2 separate regions of the Homo sapiens genome follow, and region 2 is linked to region 1. Evidence: chromatin loops called from intact Hi-C (ENCODE). Cell type or tissue: Caco-2. All regions are shown on one strand. Each heading gives the region's core, and the rest is flanking DNA. Links, peaks and the distances in the headings are about the cores only. Region 1 overlaps ELAPOR1 (endosome-lysosome associated apoptosis and autophagy regulator 1). Region 2 overlaps ELAPOR1 (endosome-lysosome associated apoptosis and autophagy regulator 1).

Region 1 (11,001 bases), core at 1,137-9,136:
GGGACATCTCAGCCACCCCCTCAGTCCCCGGGGGACATCTGAGCCACCTCCACCCTTGTGCCTTTCTGTGTTCTGGGATTTTCACCAGCTGCTTTTCCTGTGACCTTGGTAGCAATAAGATTCTACAGTGGAATCGGAGCTTTCTCTAAGACAACTGGTCCCACATTCTCTGTCATAAAGTCTTCATTAGAGCTATTCCTTGTCACCCAGGCAACATTCATTTGGCAGATAGTGATTGAACACAACCATGACTCAGGCACTGGGCTAGGTGCTTGGGATACATCCGTGAGCCACACAAAGTTCCCCACCCCAGAGGAGCTCTTACCTGGCCCAGAATCTGGATCTCTGCCCCCAGCCCCTATCCTCAAGGTAGAGTCCCAAAGATGTCCTAAATCTCACACAGGCTGAGTTGTGCTTAATCCATTTCTGCAGACACAACTCATGTACAAATGGGCCAAGCCGAAAATCTGTAGCGAGGACCTTGAGGGGGCAGTGAAGCTGCCTGCCTCTGGTGTGAAGACCCACTGCCCACCCTGCAACCCAGGCTTCTTCAAAACCAACAACAGCACCTGCCAGCCCTGCCCATATGGTTCCTACTCCAATGGCTCAGGTAACCTCCTCACCACCCCACTCTCTGCAGCACATCGACTGTGTGGGTGGGCTGTGTGGGCACTAACAGTGGCCAGCTGAATGCAGACTCTGCCCTTCCAAGGGAGGCAGTAAGGAATAAGGACCAGGCCACCTTTGAGGACTAAATTCAGGAGAAGAGAGGTCAGGGCTGGCCTCGTCTGCAGGTCAGAGTCATACTTGAGGCTGCCTTCCTTCCTCCTTGCTCCAACTGCAAATGTGACTCAGGACTGAAGGTGCCCAATCCTCAAAGCAGGGCTTCCAGCATATGGCAGAGATGCTGACTAGGCTTACAGGGCTGGGATGACCAACCCCACACAACCAAAACCTATAAGCCATGCTGCCTTGGGGGGATTTGAGTACCTGTTAAAATGAAAGCATTTAATGATAATATGACAATAATATGAACTATATGTATCAGACTAGAAGGTACATTTAAGTTTTGAAATGGAAATTGGGGTGGGCAAATAGGATGGTTGGCATATTGGAATGAAGGCTCAGTGTTTACATCTTGAGTTAAATACATTGTCAGAATGTTTTTGAGTCAACTTGATACAACTTCCTGCAGCAGTACTCAGCAGCCAGGCTTCTGGGCTGCCCGCTACTGTTGCAACTTGTCTGTGTGGCAGCAGCTCCAGTCAGAGTGACTGCAGCCTTCCCACTGAATGCATGGATCTTGTTTGTGGTTCCCCAGACTGTACCCGCTGCCCTGCAGGGACTGAACCTGCTGTGGGATTTGAATACAAATGGTGGAACACGCTGCCCACAAACATGGAAACGACCGTTCTCAGTGGGATCAACTTCGAGTACAAGGGCATGACAGGTAATTGCCTCTCCCTGTGCCATGAGCTGTCAGCTCCCTGCACACCCTCAGTTCTTCCAACTTCACATTTCTTCATAATAGTGATGTCTGAGAAAAATAAGCTAACCATGTCATGCATTCCCTTGAAAGTTCCACTCCTCATGGACATATGTTCTGCCAAGACAGCTTTAGAGGAAGGAACAGAGCTAGAAACATGAGCGTGCACTTCAAAGGTCTTGCTCTGAGAGCTTCAGGGTTTTTGACCAAAGTGGCAGGATAAGTAACACGGTTCATGTTCAGTGGTGGTTCTGGGCGCCTCAAAAGATGGTGTCAAACCTCCCTTCCAGAGTGTCATCTGGGTGCACATTTGCCTTGCACCCAAGAGCACAAGGCATTAACTCTCCTCTTTCCTTTTCAGGCTGGGAGGTGGCTGGTGATCACATTTACACAGCTGCTGGAGCCTCAGACAATGACTTCATGATTCTCACTCTGGTTGTGCCAGGATTTAGGTGAGGAATCCAAAGCCCAGGGGAGTCCAGGCCAGCTTGGCCATATCCGAATCCCACGTATTTTGGAATATTGTAGAGGAGAGGGCTTCCGGGGTTGTGTTTCATTTCATTTCAAATGTCAGTTGAGAACAGAGGGTACAGTTTGACCGAGGTAACCCAATGCTATCACGTTTTTCAAGTTGCTGCCCATGTTGATTTACCGACTGCTCTCTCTCCCGTATAGCTTCTCCCAGCCATTAGTCACGTGCTATTCAAATTCTTCCTCCTCACAGCATCACTTAAGATTAGAAAAAAAATAAAAATAAAAAATAATGGGGTCAGAAATGCCCATAGACAGTTCATCTTTATTTGGGGCAAGAAGATTGGGAAGGATTATTCTTACTGTATTTGTCCCCATATCCCAGGAAGACCTAGGGCAACACGAAATTTGTTTCCCACTAAACAAACAAACAAACACGCACACACACACACACACCTCCTGGCAGTGTGGTGTGGTGGAAGGAACACCAGACTGGAAGACAGGGCACTTGTGCTTTGCCGCTTACTGGCCGTGCGACCTTAGGAAAAGTCACTTCACCTGTTCAGGCTTCGGGCCCCTCATCCATAAAAACAGTGTGTGATTTAAGACTAACTGAGGTTCAGATGGCTTTTCCAGCCCGCTGGTTAACACAGCTGCATAGAGATAAGCTGAGAACTGGAGGTCCTCAGAATTCAGGCAAATGGCTAAAGCCAAAAGGAAAGCCGTGAATGAATTTCCAAGGCCAAAGTGAACTCTTCTGCCCATATGTGCTCTAAAGATAAGAAGCAGGCACTGAATATGCTTCCCTAGTGCCAGTCTGACACCTTCATTTCCTTCTTCGAGGTCCCTGCTTCCCATCCCTGGGATGTTGCTCAGTTTGCCTTCCCTTAACACACATTACTCAGAGCTAGCCAGATGAATGAAGCCTGTGTTTGCAAGGTGAGCAAACTTTTTAGGCTTTTTTTGGAATAACATTCAAAAAGTACTTTCCAATTTGCAAATCTGATCGTCATAGTAAAGTGTTGCCTCATCCCCCATCCCCACTACTACCCCAGCCCGCTTGGGCATGGCTCTCTCTTTCCCAAAAGTAGGACCAAACGGAGGACTTTGCTGGATCACAAATTCTGCTCCTTTAACCCCGGCAAAGCTCCCCAGTGCTGGAGAGACAGCTGCTGAGTAAATGTCAACAATTTACAGTCTTATGATAGACGTGCTTCTCAAACATAAATGTGCACACGAATCGCCTGGGAATCGTATTAACATGCAGATTCTGATTCACTGGGCCTGGGAGGAGCCTGAGGTTCTGCAGTTCTAATAAACTCTGGGAGATGGCCATGTTGCTGGTCTGTGGACCATATTCTGCTAGTGAGGTGATACAGCATTTTATAAAGGACCGCCACATCTGTCATGCCTTCAGGTCTCCCCGCGATGATGGGGGGTAGGTAAGAAAGAGATTTCATCACCTCCATTTTACAGATAAGGAAACCGTGGTTTGGCTAGGTCAAGGTCACATAGCTAGGAGGGCAGAATTGGATTTAGTCCACACGCTTTCCATCATACTCAGAACTTAACCCTGTCCCCCAGCAGACGCTCTGCTGTTGTCTGGGCTCTTCAATAAGCACTGCCTGGCCTTTAGAACTGACTTTTAATTTCTGCCCCTACAGACCTCCGCAGTCGGTGATGGCAGACACAGAGAATAAAGAGGTGGCCAGAATCACATTTGTCTTTGAGACCCTCTGTTCTGTGAACTGTGAGCTCTACTTCATGGTGGTACGTTTTCCTTTCTTTGCCCGCTAGAGGGCCTCCAGGGGAGGGTTAGCCCCATCTGCCCCATTGGTGTGTCCACGTGACTGACACCCCCCCTTGTAGTGATTCCACAGAGGAAAGGCCCAGACTGACCAGCAGGGACTTCACAGTTTAACAAGGGTCTCACCAACCGTGATGGCACCTGGGATGGCAGCCACATGGGCACCCACTTCCCCTCTGGCCATCGCACCCGCTTCACTTGTCTGTCCTGGGTTCAGGGTGTGAATTCTAGGACCAACACTCCTGTGGAGACGTGGAAAGGTTCCAAAGGCAAACAGTCCTATACCTACATCATTGAGGAGAACACTACCACGAGCTTCACCTGGGCCTTCCAGAGGACCACTTTTCATGAGGCAGTAAGTTCCTCCCCTTCCTCAGACCCCCAGGAGAGACCCTCTGAACCCAGGAGGACTCCTAGCATTAGCTTAAGTATGAGTGTGAAGTTCAGAATCTGAGGGTTAGAAGGATCTCAGGGGGTCAAGCAGAAAACTGCCTAACCCAGCCCTCTGAGGACCACCTAGTCTTGTCCAGCTGACTTCCTGGAAAGATGACACCATAAGAAATAAGTTGGCCCTCCTTGTAGTCCCTGCCCTGATACATGTGTTACCAGACTTGTTGTTGTTTTTAATAATAACAACTCTGGTTTTAGTTTCTTAACTCAAAGGAATACAGGCTCATTGCAGAAGACACAGAAAATAAAAATAAACAAAAATAAGAAATAAAATCAGCCATAATCCTACTACTCAGAGATAAACCAGTTAACATCTGGACAATCTCCTATACACTGTTTGTTTCTGCACAAGTACATTTTTTTCTCTTTTATAAGGAAAAGACTTGCTTTTTTCATAAAACTGTATATATTATATTTTCCCCATGGTACTTAACATTTTTATATGTCCTATAAATGGTTCAGTCTCATTTTAAAATGACATCAAATGCACACGAAGAGCTACTGGTAAGTGAGTAAAAAGAGTCAGATGCTTCTCAGATTCTTCTTAAGTATCACAGGATAGAAGATTAAGTACCTTGCTCTTTCTAGAGGCCTCAATTGTTGCTGCTGTCTCAGGCCTCTCCCCTCTCCCCTCTTGTTTCCTTGTCTCCAGAGCAGGAAGTACACCAATGACGTTGCCAAGATCTACTCCATCAATGTCACCAATGTTATGAATGGTGTGGCCTCCTACTGCCGTCCCTGTGCCCTAGAAGCCTCTGATGTGGGCTCCTCCTGCACCTCTTGTCCTGCTGGTTACTATATTGACCGAGATTCAGGAACCTGCCACTCCTGCCCCACTAACACAATTCTGAAAGCCCACCAGCCTTATGGTGTCCAGGCCTGTGTGCCCTGTGGTCCAGGGACCAAGAACAACAAGGTACCTGTAGTCTGGCATGCATCCTAAACCTGACCCTCTGCTTGGATGACCTCAGAAGATGCTGGGTCCTGGGTAGGGTTCTTGAGAGGCTGATACCCGAGTGCTCCCCCTAGCATACTCCTAGGTTGGAGTCCTGGAGGACACCCATCCAGGCTGTGACTGTGGAGGGTTAGCAGGGCTTAATTTCCAGGGTCCAGGACTCAGTCACTGACAAGTCTCCTCTTTAGTTGGCAGGTAAGAGAGGTTGGTGACTGTCTGGTCCAGAGGGTTATTTGGCATCTGTGCAGAGACCTAAAGGGAAGGAACAGTGGGGTGAGGCCTGTGGCTTATATTCAAAAATGTTCAATCCAGCCTGTTATTATGGAAATCTGCCCCTTCTTTGGAAAGATAGAAACCCAACCATTGCTGGGACATATGATAACTGGCATTGCTGTCTTCTATCCCAGTGGCTTCTCAGCTTTACAAGTATAAGGATTCCTTTCCTAAGTGGAAAAAAGCTGGGTGCAGTGGCTCACATCTGTAATCCCAACACTTTAGGGGGCTGAGGTGGGAAGATCACTTGAGCCCCGGGGTTCAAGGTTGTAATGAGCCGTGATTGTGCCACTGCACTCCAGCCTGGGTGACAGAGCAAGACCCTGTCTCTAATTAAAAAAATAAATAAAAATAAAGGCACATTAAAAAACTAATAAATAAATAAAGTGGATAAGCAGTGTTGTTGCCCCCATGTACTTTCTGCATCTGAGAAGTACTTATGACTAAAAGCTTTTAGATATTAATCGATGCTTTTAAATGAATTTGCATTTTACTGATCACAACTACATGCACATACATCTGTAAAGCACTATCAATATGTACTCTGCAAACGTTGCCTAGTTCATCTGTGCAATAAGTGCAGCGATTCTACAGACTCCTGGCAACCTCTTTCGGGTACCCTGGACTTTTGCCACAACCTTCCTTCCCTGGAGCTCCCTCTGCTGCTGTGGGAGGGAATGACAGTTGTGTGCGGCTACCGCTGAATGGTGACCCTAAAACAGAGCAATGAATGGGTTTATGGGAAGAAAAGCCCCTTTCGGAGTTCAGTTTCCTACAGAGAACCTGAGAAACAGGAAGCAGAGTTCAGTGAGTTTTGCACTGTGAGGGGGTGAGGAGGGAGCAAGAAAAGTTTCTCTTCTCCCATCTCAGATACCCTTTTCTGGTTAGTGCCTCATTGTCTTCTGCTGGAAAGTAAAAAGGATCCTCTTGTGTCTTGAGAGGCTTCTATAATCTAGGCACAGGGTTATAAGGCTATAGAATTTGTCCAAACTCCCTTCTGAACAATAACAGATTTAGGTTTGTCCATCATATATGTGCTAATAATTGAATGGCAAATGTACATAAATCCCACTAGTGCCTGTTTCACTTCTTTTACTAGCCACTCCTAATCCTTTCTTCCTCCTCTTGACCCCATTTGGGCGGGACCAGACGGGGGAGAAAACTGCTACTCTTGGCTGCAGGCCCTCAAGGCCCTTCCTGACCAGCTGGCCCGACCCGTCCCTCTCCCCCTCAGATCCACTCTCTGTGCTACAACGATTGCACCTTCTCACGCAACACTCCGACCAGGACTTTCAACTACAACTTCTCCGCTTTGGCAAACACTGTCACTCTTGCTGGAGGGCCAAGCTTCACTTCCAAAGGGCTGAAATACTTCCATCACTTTACCCTCAGTCTCTGTGGAAACCAGGTAAGGTATACCAGTTGACAGGGTGAAAATTGAATGGGGGAGGCCCATGGATCAGAAGCCAGAGACAGACACAGGAGAAAACCAGAAATCCTTCAGGTAGCAGGGGGTTGAGGAGCTTCAAAGGTTTTTACATATTATTCTCCCTGAGGACTTTTTCCCCTAAAATTAAATAATCAGGATTATAAACACTTAAGAAAATAAAGATATTTAAAATAATGTGTTCTTGCCGGGTGCCTGGTGCGGTGGCTCACGCCTGTAATCCCAGCACTTTGGGAGGCCGAGACGGGCGGATCACCTGAGGTGGGGAGTTCGAGACCAGCCTGACCAATATGGAGAAACCCCGTCTCTACTAAAAATACAAAAAAATTAGCTGGGCGTGGTGGTGCATGCCTGTAATCCCAGCTACTCGAGAGGCTGAGGCAGGAGAATCGCTTGAACCTGAGAGGTGGAGGTTGCAGTGAGCTGAGATTGCGCCATTGCACTCCAGCCTGGGCAAAAAGGTGAAACTTCATCTCAGAAAAATAATAAAAAATCAATAAAATAAAATAAAATAAGGTGTTCTTTTACCTGACCTTTATTTCCTCAAAATGAGTCTATTTAAAAATATGCAGGAGGAAGGCTAGGCGCGGTGGCTCACGCCTGTAAACCCAGCACTTTGGGAGGCCTAGGTGGGTGGATCATGAGGTCAGGAGATCGAGACCATTCTGGCTAACACGGTGAAACCCTGTCTCTACTAAAAATACAAAAAAATTAGCCGGGCGTGGTGGCGGGCACCTGTAGTCCCAGCTACTCAGGAGGCTGAGGCAGGACAATGGCATAAACCTGGCAGGCGGAGCTTGCAGTGAGCGGAGATCACGCCACTACACTCCAGCCTGGGCGACAGAGTGAGACTCCGTCTCAAAAAAAAAAAAAAACAAAAAAGCAAAAAACAAAACAAACAAAAAAAACCCCAGAAATATGCAGAAGGAAAGGTTTTTTTCCCTTGCTTGAAAAAGCAGTCTTCAGCAATCACTGCATTTGTCGCTTGTTTTCTAGAGGCTGGATAAAATCAACTGTTTCTAGTTCATCCACACGTCTCTTTGCTGACAGTATGAAAGAAAGTAACATGAAATGCTTTATAAGGAAAGATTGTCACCATCAGCCATTTCATGCTGCTGCAAATATTTCAGATCCAAAATTCAAAGGCAGAAATGCAAAGGTTAATCCCACCACTGCACTTGATTAAATTGCAACAAGCCACAATTAGCAGTTGGAAAGTTCATTTCAAATGTTACAAAAGAGGCTGGGCATGGTGGCTCACGCCTGTAATCCCAGCAATTTGGAGGCCAAGGCAGGCAGATCACCTGAGGTCTGGAGTTCGAGACCAGCCTGGTCAACATGGTGAAACCCTGTTTCTACTAAAAATACAAAAATTAGCCCGGCATGGTGGCACACATCTGTAATCCCAGCTACTCGGGAGGCTGAGGCAGGAGAATTACTTGAACCCAGGGGGCGGAGATTGCAGTGAGCCAAGATCATGCCACTGCACTCCAGCCTGGACAACACAGCAAGACTCCATCTAAAAAAAAAAGTGACAATATAAAGAGCATCTTGAGCATCTAGTCTTTGACTCTGTTGGTGGTAAGGCCTTTACATCATAGAGCTCTGACCCATCTTCTGCAGCATGCAAAGAAGTCGATGGGTGTTTATAAAGAGAACATGTCAAGAAATAAACTAATCTATGAAAGATTAGAGATAGGTGTCTCTATCTTGTTTTCAGAAGTCTTCGAAGAAGTTAAAATGAAGCCTCAGAAGTAACAGGTCATGATCACTTAGGAAATAAGACTGATTAAAGCAGGCTTCATGTAGCAAAAGTGTCATTCAGTGAATTATGGAGAGCAATGAAGGTGGGGAATTTGGGGAAATGGTGTATTTTTTTATCTACTCCTTTCCTGTTTAGAAATGCTTATGATGTACTGCCACACGATAGATCCTTAGTTCAAAGACAAAAGAACTCTATTTTATTGTAATGTAAAGGTTTTCTTCAGTTTTCAAGCTCATCTACTTCCTACAATCTAGAAAAAAAAAAAAAGGCTGAGACACCAGATTTAGCACTTTTTTTTTTTTTGAGGTGGAGTCTCACTCTTTTGCCAGGCTAGAGTGCAGTGGCACGATCTCTGCTCACTGCAACCTCCGCCTCCCAGGTTGAAGCGATTCTCCTGCCTCAGCCTCCCGAGTAGCTGGGACTACAGGCATGCGCCAGCACGTCCAGCTAATTTTTGTGTTTTTAGTAAAGACGGGGTTTCACCACGTTGGCCAGGATGGTCTCAATCTCTTGACCTCATGATCCACCTGCCTCGGCCTTCCGAAGTGCTGGGATTACAGGTGTGAGTCACTGCACCCAGCCAGCACCATTTATAATAAAATTTATAACATTGAAAATGTTGACTGGGCACAGTGGCTCACCCCTGTAATCCCAACACTCTGGGAGACTGAGGCAGGAAGATTGCTTGAGCCCAGGAGTTCAAGACCAGCCTGAACAACACAGAGAGGCCCTATCTTTACGAAAAAAAAAAAAAAAAATTAACCTGCGGTTCCAGCTACTTAGGAGGCTGAGGCAGGAGGATCACTTGAGCCCAGGAGTTCAAGGCTTTAGTGAGCTATGATTGCACCATTGCACTCCAGCCCGGGCAATAGATCAAGACTCTGTCTCAAAAAGACAAAACAAAACAAAAAAATCAAATCTGTCTCGTCATTAGACCTGGGATGAATCATTCCCCTACAACATACCATTGAAACGCTGAAAATTTAGATGTAAAAAAGCCTTCCCTATTCCCTTCTGGGAATTCCTCTGTGACCACTCACTTCTTCCTACTTCTTCCTCCCCACTCCCCAACCAGGGTAGGAAAATGTCTGTGTGCACCGACAATGTCACTGACCTCCGGATTCCTGAGGGTGAGTCAGGGTTCTCCAAATCTATCACAGCCTACGTCTGCCAGGCAGTCATCATCCCCCCAGAGGTGACAGGCTACAAGGCCGGGGTTTCCTCACAGCCTGTCAGCCTTGCTGATCGACTTATTGGTGAGTAACTCCGCTGCCTCAGCCTTGTTTGAGAGTGTGTGTGTGTGTGTGTGTGTGTGTATGTGTAAGAGAGTGTGAGGTTACCAGTCTGGGAGGTAAAAGGCCCCACATGAGGGGCCCAACCTCTTGACCTGTGTTTTCTATTCCACTCTGTGTGCAAAGTGCTCCCAGGGACTCTGACAAACCCTTGTTTCACCCTTTCATAAGCCACTCAGGGATGTGATGAGATGAAGTGAGGTTGGATGTTGACAGGTATTGGAAGAATTGAAGTGGTTGCCAGCTAATGCTACTAGTGAGAACTAATTAGGAGCTCTAATTTGGCAGGGGTGACAACAGATATGACTCTGGATGGAATCACCTCCCCAGCTGAACTTTTCCACCTGGAGTCCTTGGGAATACCGGACGTGATCTTCTTTTATAGGTGAAGATGAGAGGCTAGGCTAATGCAAGTGAAACCTAGGACTCCTCCATAATTTCTGCTGCATCCCTCCCTCTCTAGCCACCTACTGCTTATCAAGCCAGAACATGTCTGAGGTCTAGCAGATCTGCCCAGTCATGATAGCTAAGGGCTGGGAGTTCCTGATCCCAGCTTCCTGGATATTACTGGAGCAGATCTGCCCTAGAGGCAAGGAGAAATATTGGATGATCTGCAGTGGACTTCCCTTCCAGCCTAAGCAGGCTCCAGTGTATGCTAGCCATGACTTTCCTAAACCAGGGCATTTCCCCCTTGACTACATATTGTTGATCCCCACCCTTTCCACGTATAAACCAAGGCCTGTGCACTCCCTGTGTGCCAGGCTAAAGCCCAAGTCCTGACTTCCCCAGCAAGGGAATTGCTCCATGCGGATTTCTCTTGGTGGCTGTCCAATAACACAGCTGAGTGACTCATTCCCTCATGGGGGCTGGCTTTCTCTGCAGGTCCAATGATGTGACCCAGTCCTGCAGTTCTGGGAGATCAACCACCATCCGCGTCAGGTGCAGTCCACAGAAAACTGTCCCTGGAAGTTTGCTGCTGCCAGGGTAAGCCCTGCAAAGGGATGTAACAAAGGCCAAAATCTCCCTTGAAGTCATTCCATCCTGAGATCCAGAGA
Region 2 (11,001 bases), core at 1,995-9,994, 59 kb before region 1:
TTAGCCTGAGTAGCTGGAATTACAGGCACATGTCACCACACTTGGCTAATTTTTAAATTTTTTCAGAGACTAGGTCTCACCATGTTGTCCAGGCTGGTCTCGAACTCCTGGGCTCAGGTCATCCTCCCACCTTGGCCTTCCAAAGTGGTGGGATTGCAGACATGAGCCACTGCACCCGGCCTGCTTTTTTTTTTTTTAAGTCTTTTCTTTGAGACAGAGTCTCGCTCTGTCACCAGGCTAACGTGCAGTAGCTTGATCTCAGCTCACTGCAACCTCCACCTCCTGGGTTCAAGAGATCCTCCAGCCTTAGCCTCCTGTGCAGCTGGGATTACAGGCACATGCCACCACACCCAGCTAAGTTTTATATTTTTATAGAGACAGAGTTTCACCATGTTGGCCAGGCTGGTCTTCAACTCCTGACCTTAAGTTATCCACCTGCCTTGGCTTCCCAAAGTGCTGGGATTCCACGCATCAGCCACTGCACCTGGCCTTATTAAAGGCACTTTTAAAAGATCCACAAAACTATGCAGCATGAAAAATAAAATAAATTGAGTTTCATAGGCCTAGAATGTGGTTTTCTAAGTATGAACCTTACTGCTAATACAAAATGAAAAGCAAACAGAAAAATTGGACTCTAATTGTAATAAACCTGCATGCTAATTGGGGCATCCTTTTCCTGACCTGATGCAAAACAATAAAGGAAAACTGAAATTGGCTAATTTTGTGCTTGAAATCAATTACTTTGACCTCCCATCCCAATCACATGAAAATAGAGTGGCTAGTAACCCACTCTGGGGAGTGTCACCTAGATATAAAACTGTAACTTCATAACATTGCTGGTGTTGAGGTGAATCTTAGTGGTCATCCAGTCCCAAGGCATCCTTGCCAGCCCCCTACAATACCTGGATGGGCGCTTATCTTCAGGTAGGCCTGAGCCTTTCTGGTAAAGAGGAGCTCACTATTTCTAAAGGAAACCTGTGCCATTGGGTTAAAAAAGTATTAATTTTTAAACATTGGTAGTTGTTAAGCAGTTGTTGAATATTTTGAGCCAAAATTTGTTACCTCCCTTTCTAGATTTTACATGCTTCAGAATTTTCTCCTTTAGGTTTGAGACCAGAGCCCAAGTGGATCTAAACAGGCTCTTTGTACCACTCTGCAAATTCTCTCATTTTCTGTTGCCCAAGACCAAGGATATTATCTCCATAGAGTGCCATTTCCCAGCTTATTAAATAAGAGAAATCATCAGTTTCTTAAAGGTTAGACTGAGAACCTGAGCCCTGAACATTTAACATCTACCTGTAGCTCATTCTGGGATACATTTAAGAAAGTAATCATCAGAGTATTTTACAGTTTGAAGATGTCAGTGACAGATTGCCTCTGGGGCTCATGGGTCATTTGTCATGTTTTTACCAAATAGTTATTTTTCCTCTTATAGTTTTAATTTTTAATCCTCTGAAATTTAAAATAAACCCCTCATTAAGTATTTATTAAACATAATGGACTGAAAGAGACATAGAAGAATTATATGATATAAAACCAACTTTGGCCTGGGAGCGGTGGCTCACACCTGTAATCCCAGCACTTTGGGAGGCCTAGGCGGGTGGATAACCTGAGGTCAGGAGTTCGAGACCAGCCTGGCCAACATGGTGAAACCCCGTCTCTACTAAAAATACAAAAATTAGCTGGGCGTGGTGGCACACGCCTGTAATCCTAGCTACCCGGGAGGCTGAGGCAGGATTCACTAGCTTGAATCCAGGAAGTGGAGGTTGCAGTGAGCCGAGATGGTGCCATTGCCCTCCAGCCTGGGCGACAGAGTGAGACTCCGTCTCAAAAAAACCAACGAAACAAAACAAAACAAAAACACACGCAAAAAACCCAACTTTGATGGAACACACAGCCTTTAAGGGAACAAGTGGTTGCCAGCAGTTACAGAGATCAAGTGCATGATAGAATGAGGCCAGTTGGGAAGGAGCAGTGGACAGAGCGCAGCCTCTGGAGACGGGCTTCATACCCCAGTTGGAGCTTCCCTCACTGTAAGACTCAGGCAAACTGCTGAATCTCAGCATCTCACTTACCAAAGGAGCTAATCCTATTTAATTTGAAGGACCACTGTGAAAATTAGAAAGGAGAAATAAGACGTGCACTAGTTATATTAGTTACCTTGGGCTGCCTCAACAAAGTATCACAAACTGGGTGGTTTAAAGCAACAGAAATTTATTTCCTTGTGTTCTGCAAGCCAGGAGTCTAAAACCAAAGTGCCAGCAGGGCCATGCACCCTCTGAAGGTTCTAGGGAAGAACCTTCCTTGCCTCTTCCAGCCTCTGGTGGTTGCCAGCAATCCTTGGCCTTTCTTGGCTTACAGCTCCATCACTCCAACCTCTGACTTCACTGTTACATGGCCTTCCTCTTGTGTGTGTCTCTGGGTCTTCTCATGGCATAAGGCCTTGAAATTTGGGCCCATCCTAATCCATTAGGACTTCATCTTGACTAACTATATCTGCAAAGACACTGTTCCAAAGAAGATTACATTCTGAGCTCCAGGGTGGGCAGGAATTTTGGAGGGACACTATACAACCCAGTGCACCGGCACGTAGTATAGACTCAATAAGTAGAAGCTGTTATGGTTATCAAGTGCCAAAGTGCCAATGAGCAGAGAAAAATTATTTGTATGGGTTGGAGTGGTTAAGGAGAGCTTCACAGAAGGAGTAAGAGTCACGGAGGGCTTCAAAGAAGTACTAAAATTTAGATAAGAACTAAAAATATATAGAGTCTCTCAGGTGGAAAGAATAGCATATCAATATTTTATTTTATTTTTAAAATTATATATATATTTATTTTTATTGAAAATAGAGACAAGGGCTCACTCTGTTGCCCAGGCTGGTCTCCAACTCTTGAGCTCAAGTGATCCTGGCACCTCGGCCTCCCAAAGTGCTAGGATTACAAGTGCAAGCACTGCACCCGGCCAGCATATCAATATTTTAAAAATAGAGTTATTAACCTTGTAAAATCAGCTACTCATGAGACAGAAATCTCCTTTGGCCCAATAATGGGAATTAAAAACTATAATCTTTTTCAAAATGGTTTAACTATTAATGCATATTTTAGTTACCTATTGCTTCCTAACAAATTACCCTAAAACTTAGCAGCTTAAAATAACAAACATTTATTAATATTAGCTGGACATGGTGACGTAAATCTGTAGTCTCAGCTACTCGGGAGGCTGAGGCAGGAGGATCACTTGTGCCCAGGAGTTTGAGACCAACCTGGGCCGCATAGCAAGACTCTCTCTCTAAAAATAAATACCAAATACTTACTATCTCACAATTTCTGTGGACAGGAATTCAGGAGCAGTTTAGCTGGGTGATTCTGGCTCAGAGTCTCTTAGGAGGTTACAGTCAAGATGTCCTCCAGGGCTGCAGTCATCCAAAAGCTTGTTTGGAACTTGAAGATCCAGTTCCAAGATGGTTCACTCACACAGCTATGGCAGGGGCCTTGGTTCCTCAAGCATGGCCTCCTCCATTGGGCTGCTTAAGTGTTTTTATGACATAGCAGCCAGCTTCCTCCAGAGCAGGTAATCAGAGAGAGAGCAAGGAAGATGCCACCATGCCTTTTATGACTCAATCTCAGAGGTCACACACTGTCACTTTTACCACATTCTGTTCATCAAAAGCAAGTCACGAAATTCAGTGCACCTTCCAGGGGAGGAGGATGAAGCTCTAATTCCTGTTGAAAGGAGAACCACACCATGGCGTATAATGAAAGCATCCATTCCTTTAGCTGTTGGTCTAGTTTCCGGCAGTGGACGTTCTTAAATCTCCATGTTATTATTATTATTTGTTAATAAAATAATCATTTTGAGCACTCGCAGTGTGCCAGGTGCTGTACTTGAAGCTGGGAATTTGGAATGAATTGGTCCAGTGCTTGCCCTCGAGGGGTTTACAGGTTAGTGAGGGAAAGGGAATAGTCTGTAAATATAATGCACGTATATAAGAGATAAAAGTGAATATAAACAGAGGGCTTTGCGTTTGCAACTCTAAGAGGGAAACTGAAGAAATCAGAGAAAGCTTCAGGGGCCGGAGGCATCTGAGGGCCTAGGGCAGTACCCAAATCTTAGCCCAACCCCTGGTATAGAGTAGTTCCTGGGCAGGTCATTGAAGAGGGACATTTGTGCCTGGAGATGGGAATGTGTAGGACTTGTAGGTGGGAATGTCAGGTTGTCCAGGGTCACTTTAATGGAAGGGGGAGAAAAGGAAGAGTTTGAGGCCAGACTTGGAGGCCCTTGGAGAATGTGGTAAGGAGAAAGATTAGACTTGATTATGAACACACTGGAGAATGACTTGTGTTTTTTGAGCAGGGGAGTGATATGCTTAGATACTTGTTTTGGACAACAGAAAAAAATGGAGCCAGAGGAACTAATATCTTTGTGTATATGAACTTATTCATTTATTCAAAATTTATTGCAGACCAACCAGGCTTTTTTTTTTGAGACTGAATCTTGCTCTGTCACCCAGGCTAGAGTGCAATGGCATGATCTCAGCTCACTGCAACCTCCGCCTCCTGGGCTCAAGCAATTCTCCTGCCTCATCTTCTTGAACAGCTTGGATTACAGGCATCCGCCACCACATCCCGCTAATTTTTGTATTTTTAGCAGAGATGGGGTTTCACCATGTTGGCCAGGCTGGTCTCGAAATCCTGACCTCATGATCTGCCCACCTCGGCCTCCCAAAGTGCTGGGACTACAGCTGTGGGCTACCGCACCCAGCCTGCCAGGCATTATTTATAGAGAGCTTGTAGTCTAATGGGAGAGGTACATATTAATCAAATCATATAAGGATAAAATGACAACTTTGACAGTGCTACAAAGAAAGGTACATGGTGCAATGAGAGCACATATTAGGGGATTTGACTTAAGCCAAAAGTTCAGGGAACTCTTCTGAGACAATGATAACTGAGCGAGGCCTGAAGAATGTCCAGAAGTAATAAGCCATGCAAGGGTAGGGATCAGCACAGGCAAAGGCCCTGAGATGAGTACAAAGGACCCAAGGAAGGCCAGTGTAATGGGAGGAGCAGAGACAGAAGGAAGGAGACCACAGTTAGAAATAAGGTGGGAGAGGAAGGCAAGGATCAAACCATGAATGGTCTTAATTAACTAATGAATTAATTGTGCCCCTATCTACAAGGACTTCGGTTTTTAGGAAATACCTCCGTCAAAATAGTAAAATCTAAATATAAAATAAAAATTATGGCAGAAAAAAATACAACTTAGGATCAGGTATGGTGGTTCATGCCTGTAATCCCAGCATTTTGTGAGGCCGAGGCAGGAGGACCACTTGAGTCCAGGAGCTGAAGACCAGCCCGGGCAACATGGCAAAACCCTGTCTCTACAAAAAATATAAAAATTAACCAGGCATGGTGGCTTATGTCTGTGGTCCCAGTAACTTGGGAGGCTGAGGTGGGAGGCTCCCTTGAGCCTGGGAGGTTGAGGGTGCGGTGAGCTCTGATTGCACCACTGCACTCCAGCCTGAGTGACAGAGCAAGACCTTGTCTCAAAGAAAAAAAAGTACAACTTAGAATGACAAATGCAGAAAGAATCATTACATGAATATATGAATGCTATATAAGCAAATGGACTGGAAACTTGACCCTGAGCTTTCTAGTGGCCAAAGTAGAAGCCAAAAAAAAAAAAATTAGAATATGTAGTGCTCACAGCCCATGAAAAAAAACATGGGAAAATCATTTAGCAGGCAGGTGCAACAGAAAGATGTACTGATGGTCTGTCTGTGGCATGAGAATGGAAAAGACAAGCAACATTAGAGGAAGACATTGCAGAGAGATTCACCAATTAGTTACTATGGTTACTGAGACTGTAGTATCTCCGGATATTATCTCCCAGTATCTACCGAGATTATTATGGGATCAATGATTATTATTTCTCCATCATATATGTGTGAAGTAGAAGTGGAATCTATCTTATTTTTTAGGCCAGGGTAATTTTCTTTTGTCTCAAATTGGAATAGCAGGGGATATGTTTAATTACTGTCTATGAACCATTATAGAAGTTGGCACTACTTAGAGTGGGAGGAAATAGATAGCTTGTTTATCAGTGGGCATAAAAATAAAGAAATGGCAAGATTTGTCCTGTTTCCTCCTGTGCCTGCTAAAAAGCAGAAGGATCATCTGAGGCCTTCCTGAAAATTAGGGAGAATGGCATCCTGTCTTAATTTCTTCCACCAAATTTCACTTTTGGATCCAGGCCATTTCTACTTTGGCAAAGTGTGAGGTGCTAATGTGGACTCCTGTTCCCAGTGATGTTGCGCCAGCCTGGCCCAGGGGAACTGTCAGTGCCTGGTCATGGGTGGGCGGAAGTGGGAGGGGGCAGAGGAGTGCTGTTAACACTTTCAGTACTGTATAAAGGAGCACTTCCTTTTATTCCTTGTAGCAGAAGCCACCTGAGAAAGTGAACTTAGGCAAATGGCTTGTGCTTGAGTGTTCTCCTTTAGATTCTGTTCTTTTCTCCAAATCCACTCCTGCCAGCCTCACCTCTCCTTTTCACAGTGGTCAATATCACAGTTTCCCGGAGGAAACATTGAAGGCGACTCAATGGCACTGCTTCCTCCTATTGCCATAGCTTTGGGTGTTTTCAGATTTTACTCTGCAAAGCCTCATAGGTTCTCCAGGTGGAGCCCAATGGTGAAGCCCTGGTGTGGGCTTCTTGACCTCACAGGGCTGTGGGCCTCTCCCCTCTGGCTGGCATCTGGCTGCTCTCTTCCGCCACCAAGACCCCCAAGAAGAAAAGTAGCTTCCTCTAAAACCAGGTTATTCCTGCAAAGCTTAGTCCTGGCCCTCTGTGTAACATAAAAAAGAACATCTGTCCAGTGAACAGCCAGCTTTTATGGCAGTGCCCCGTTGGCCTACTGATAAGAAACCGTGGCTGCTCAGGCGGCTGCTGCACCTGCTGCTTTTGCCGTTTCTTTCCTGCTTGTGTAGATAAAGCCCTGCGGAGCTGAGCTGGTTTCACCTTCGTCATTACAACTTTGAAGCCCTCTGGAGGCTTTAACAACATCTTGCCAGTCTTATCCTAGAGAGGACAGCTAGTTCTCCTTGCTAGGTGGGAAGGCTGAAGCTGAACTTGGGAATTCTCATCAGGGCTGCCCATAGGAGGTCTCATCATTTCCAGCAGAGGAAAGAAACTTGAAGAAAGAATGGATTTAAGTAATTGCCTCCAGGCAGTCTTCTCTCTCTCCTCCCTCTCTTTAAAAAAAATCATGGGATCATGTAATTTTTCAGCATAAATAATGGCAATAATGGTTGGAGGACAAGGTAAGATTTCTGGAAATCTGGCAACTACGCAGGTGACTCAAAAGAAAAAATAATGACCAAGCTAATCTTTAACTCCACACCTACTCTTGCCTTTTCCCAGGCAGCTTCCTGGTTTAGAGCAGGGTTCCCAAACTGCAGTAGGTATCAGCATCCCCTGGAGGGCTTTCTAAAACCCAGATTGGTAGGCCTACTCCAGAGATTCTGATTCAATGGGTCAGTGAGAGAGGCCTAAGAATTCAAATTTCTTTTTTTTTTCTTTTGAGATGGAGTCTCGCTCTGTCCCCGAGGCTAGAGTGAAGTTGCGGGATCTCGGCTCACTGCAACTTCCACCTCCTGGGTTCAAGCGATTCTCCTGCCTCAGCCTCCCCAGTAGCTAGGATTACAGGCACGTGCCACCACACCTGGCTAATTTTTGTATTTTTAGTAGAAACGGTTTCACCACATGACCAGGCTGGCTGGTCTCCAACTCCTGGCCTTGCGATCCGCCCACCCTGGCCTCCCAAAGTGCTGGGATTACAGGTGTGAGCCACCGTGCCCAGCTCCAAGAATTCAAATTTCTAACAAGTCTCCAGGGGCTACTGCTGCTGCTGCTGCCCCCACAGGTCCTGAAACCACACTTTGGGAACCATTGGTTTAAGCTTTATGGAAAGTACAAGAGCTTTGAAGAAAGGCAGGCTTGGGTTTCAATCCTAAATCCGTAGCTTATATACCAGCTGTGTGACTGGGGGCATATGACTGAATATCTCTTAACTGGTTTCTTCACTTTTAAAATGGGGGAAATCATATCTACTCCATAGAGTTCATTGATTCTACAAATCCTGCAGTGCCAGGCCCTGAGCTGGGTGGTGGGACGAGACAGTCTTTGATGTCAAGGATCTCTGGGTGGATATGAAAATTAAAGAGATAAAATGTTCAAAGTCCAAGGACCATGAGGGATGCCCAATAAACATTAATTTTATTTCCTTCAAGGAGGTAACATGATTCTGCTTTTCTTTTCTTTTTTTCTTTTTTTTGGTCTAAGAAGTAATTCTCAAATTTCACAGCATGGAACAAAGAGCTATGCTTCTCCCCTTATCTAGATGGAAAATTTGAGGTACAGGTACTGTTTTGAGTTCAATTGTGTCCTTCAAAAGTTCATATGTACCTTAGAGTACCCGCTGTGTGCCCCAGCACCTCAGAATGAGACCTTATTTGGAAATGGGGTCTTTGCGGATGTAGTCAAGTTACAATGAGATCATTAGGTTAGGCCCTCATCCAGTATGACCAGGGTCCTTATAAAAAGGGGGAAGTTTGGACAGAGACGAATGCACAGGGAAAATGCTGTGTGAGAGTTGGAGTTATGCTGCCACAAGCCAAGGAAATCAAGGATGGCTGGCTGTCCCCCGAAGCCAGGGCAGAAGCAGGGGCCAGATTCTCCCTTGTGGCTTCCGAAGGAACCAGCCCTGCCAACACCTTGATTTTGGGCTTCTGGCATCCAGAACTGTGCGACAACAAATTTCTATTGTTCAAAGCCACCCAGTCTGTGGCACTTTGTTACAGCAGCCCTGAAAGACGAATGCAGGCACCGTGAGGTAGAACATCCCTCGCGAACAGGGCACATTGAGGAGAGGTGAAGGAGGACTTCCAGTTTTTAATCCCACACATCTCTTTATTGTGCTTGTGATTTAAAAAAATTAATTGTAGGTATAATTACTGCTAAATACCCTGAAAATAACGAACTCCTGTGTCTCTAGATATTTAAACCTCTCAGTTAGCAACAGCCTCTGACCGTGTGTCCATCTATCAGGGAATTCTTCAAAATAGTCATGGAGTGTCTGTTTGCAGGCAAAGCACATTTAGACGTTTAAGTCACAGACACACGTGAGTCAAATAATTTACCATCTAACTGGGACCAGGAGAACTGAACAGTAACAACATAGCAAGGCAGTTTGTGATCTTTGCCCCATATCCGTTGTGGAGGAGGGGAGCTCCCACCGGCCAGAAGGATTAGGGGCCATATCACAAAGGACGGGGAAAAGGGCACTTCAGCCAGGACTGGTGAGTTTGAGGGGTGAAGGGGACCAGGCAGGGCATTCTGTGGGGTAAGGGAGCAGGTATAATGCCCTCTTCTGATGCTTTTACTTAGAGTTTCAGTTGCAAACCCATGTCACTCTGGAGGGGTAAGTGATAAAGGCAAGGTGATAATTTTTTAAAATATTTGATTATTTATTTATTTATTTTGAGATGGTGTCTCACTCTGTTGCCCAGGCTGGAGTGTAGTGGTGTGATCTCGGCTCACTGCAACCTCCGCCTCCTGGGCTCAAGGGATTTTCCTGCCTCAGCCTCCCAAGTAGCTGGGACTACAGGCATGCACCATGACGCCCAGCTAATTTTTGTATTTTTAGTAGAAATGGGGTTTCTCTATGTTGGCTAGACTGGTCTCGAACTCCTGACCTCAAGTGATCTGCCCGCCTCGGCCGCCCAAAGTGCTGGGATTACAAATGTAAGCCACCACACCCGACCTAAATTTATTTATTTATTTATTTTATTTTATTTTATTTTTTGAGGCGGAGTTTCGCTCTTGTTGCCCAGGCTGGAGTGCAATGGTGCAATCTCGGCTCACTGCAACCTCTGCCTCCTGGGTTCAAGCGATTCTCCTGCCTCAGCCTTCCTAAGTAGCTGGGATTACAGGCATGCGCCACCACCCCCGGCTAATTTTGTATTTTTAGTAGAGACGGGGTTTCTCCATGTTGGTCATGCTGATCTCAAACTCCCGACCTCAGGTGATCTGCCCGCCTCGGCCCCCCAAAGTGCTGGGATTACAGGCGTGAGCCACCGCGCCCGGCCTAAATTTATTTATTTTTTAACAAGTAACCCACATAGTAATCAATCCAAAAAGTATAAAGGGACACAAGAAAGATCTTCATTCTTTTCTTCACAAAGTATACAAACTTTTCTAATTCCTTAGCTGTTTCTAGAATGAAGGTCAAGTTAGCTGAGGCCTAGAAAGACTACATTCCAGCTGTATGGGACAGTGAAAGGACTTTGCTGGTGCAGAAACTTTATCAACTAGTGGGAATCTCTTCTGAAAGCACCTACTCAGGTACACCTCCACCCAACCCTGCCCCCAGAGCGTGGCCCCAGGTTACAGCTGAACCTGCTTAAGCAAGAGCCTGGCTTCTGTTTGCCCTTAAGATCAGGTTGACCAGAGGAAGCCTGACATTTTAGAGATGATTCTCCACTCACACATCTCCAGTTCACCTGGTGATGGCAGAGGCTGGGTGAGAATCTCAATTGGTGACACTTGGTGATGGCTGAGGGTGCGTTTTTGTCCCAGAGAATGGCCTGTGTTTTTATTCGGTGTTTCCTTCACAAACGTGATACAGATAACCATAGCCACACCAGTCACTGGCACAGTTTTCATTTTACAGGACACAGAGGCACCTGCCCAGGTGTCTATTTGGCCTCTATGGCTCGGAGCGCTCATATATCACAGGTGTGTCCACAGCTGATAAGATCCCTTTGTGAGGCCTAGATAAAATGTCAAACACAGTATGAAAAACTGTTTCTATCACCTCCTCCCTCCCCACCAGCAGCAGCAGCAGCAGCAGCAGGCTAAAACTTCCTGATTTCCTAATGTTCTCATGAAGGAACACTTTCTCCCCTGGGTCAGAGTCAAATGAGAAACCCAATGACGGTGTCA

Evidence for each region. Peaks named below come from ENCODE experiments on the same cell type or tissue, not always from the same donor. Only the 100,000 strongest peaks of a DNase experiment are listed, where the experiment ranks them.
Region 2: a loop joins it to region 1, with 4 times the contacts of the local background. A loop is called at or near these places in 4 of 110 quality-filtered maps.

What each region holds. Positions count from the first base shown.
Region 1 is chr1:109,187,745-109,198,745 of GRCh38, forward strand. ELAPOR1 (endosome-lysosome associated apoptosis and autophagy regulator 1) reads left to right here. Exons shown (of 22, transcript NM_020775.5): 9 at 433-610; 10 at 1,322-1,450; 11 at 1,848-1,938; 12 at 3,622-3,727; 13 at 3,982-4,119; 14 at 4,867-5,130; 15 at 6,677-6,850; 16 at 9,730-9,910; 17 at 10,235-10,331; 18 at 10,829-10,930. Among named protein-coding and RNA genes, the nearest start is that of SARS1, 21 kb to the right of the region's middle. RefSeq lists enhancers at 6,171-6,380, 9,593-10,792. In Caco-2, for the core only: a CTCF peak has its summit at 6,098 (motif pointing left); a DNase peak (open chromatin) is centred at 6,077.
Region 2 is chr1:109,127,683-109,138,683 of GRCh38, forward strand. The region is part of intron 1 of ELAPOR1 (endosome-lysosome associated apoptosis and autophagy regulator 1); the gene reads left to right. Among named protein-coding and RNA genes, the nearest start is that of ELAPOR1, 19 kb to the left of the region's middle. In Caco-2, for the core only: no CTCF peak of the experiment used is centred there; a DNase peak (open chromatin) is centred at 6,909.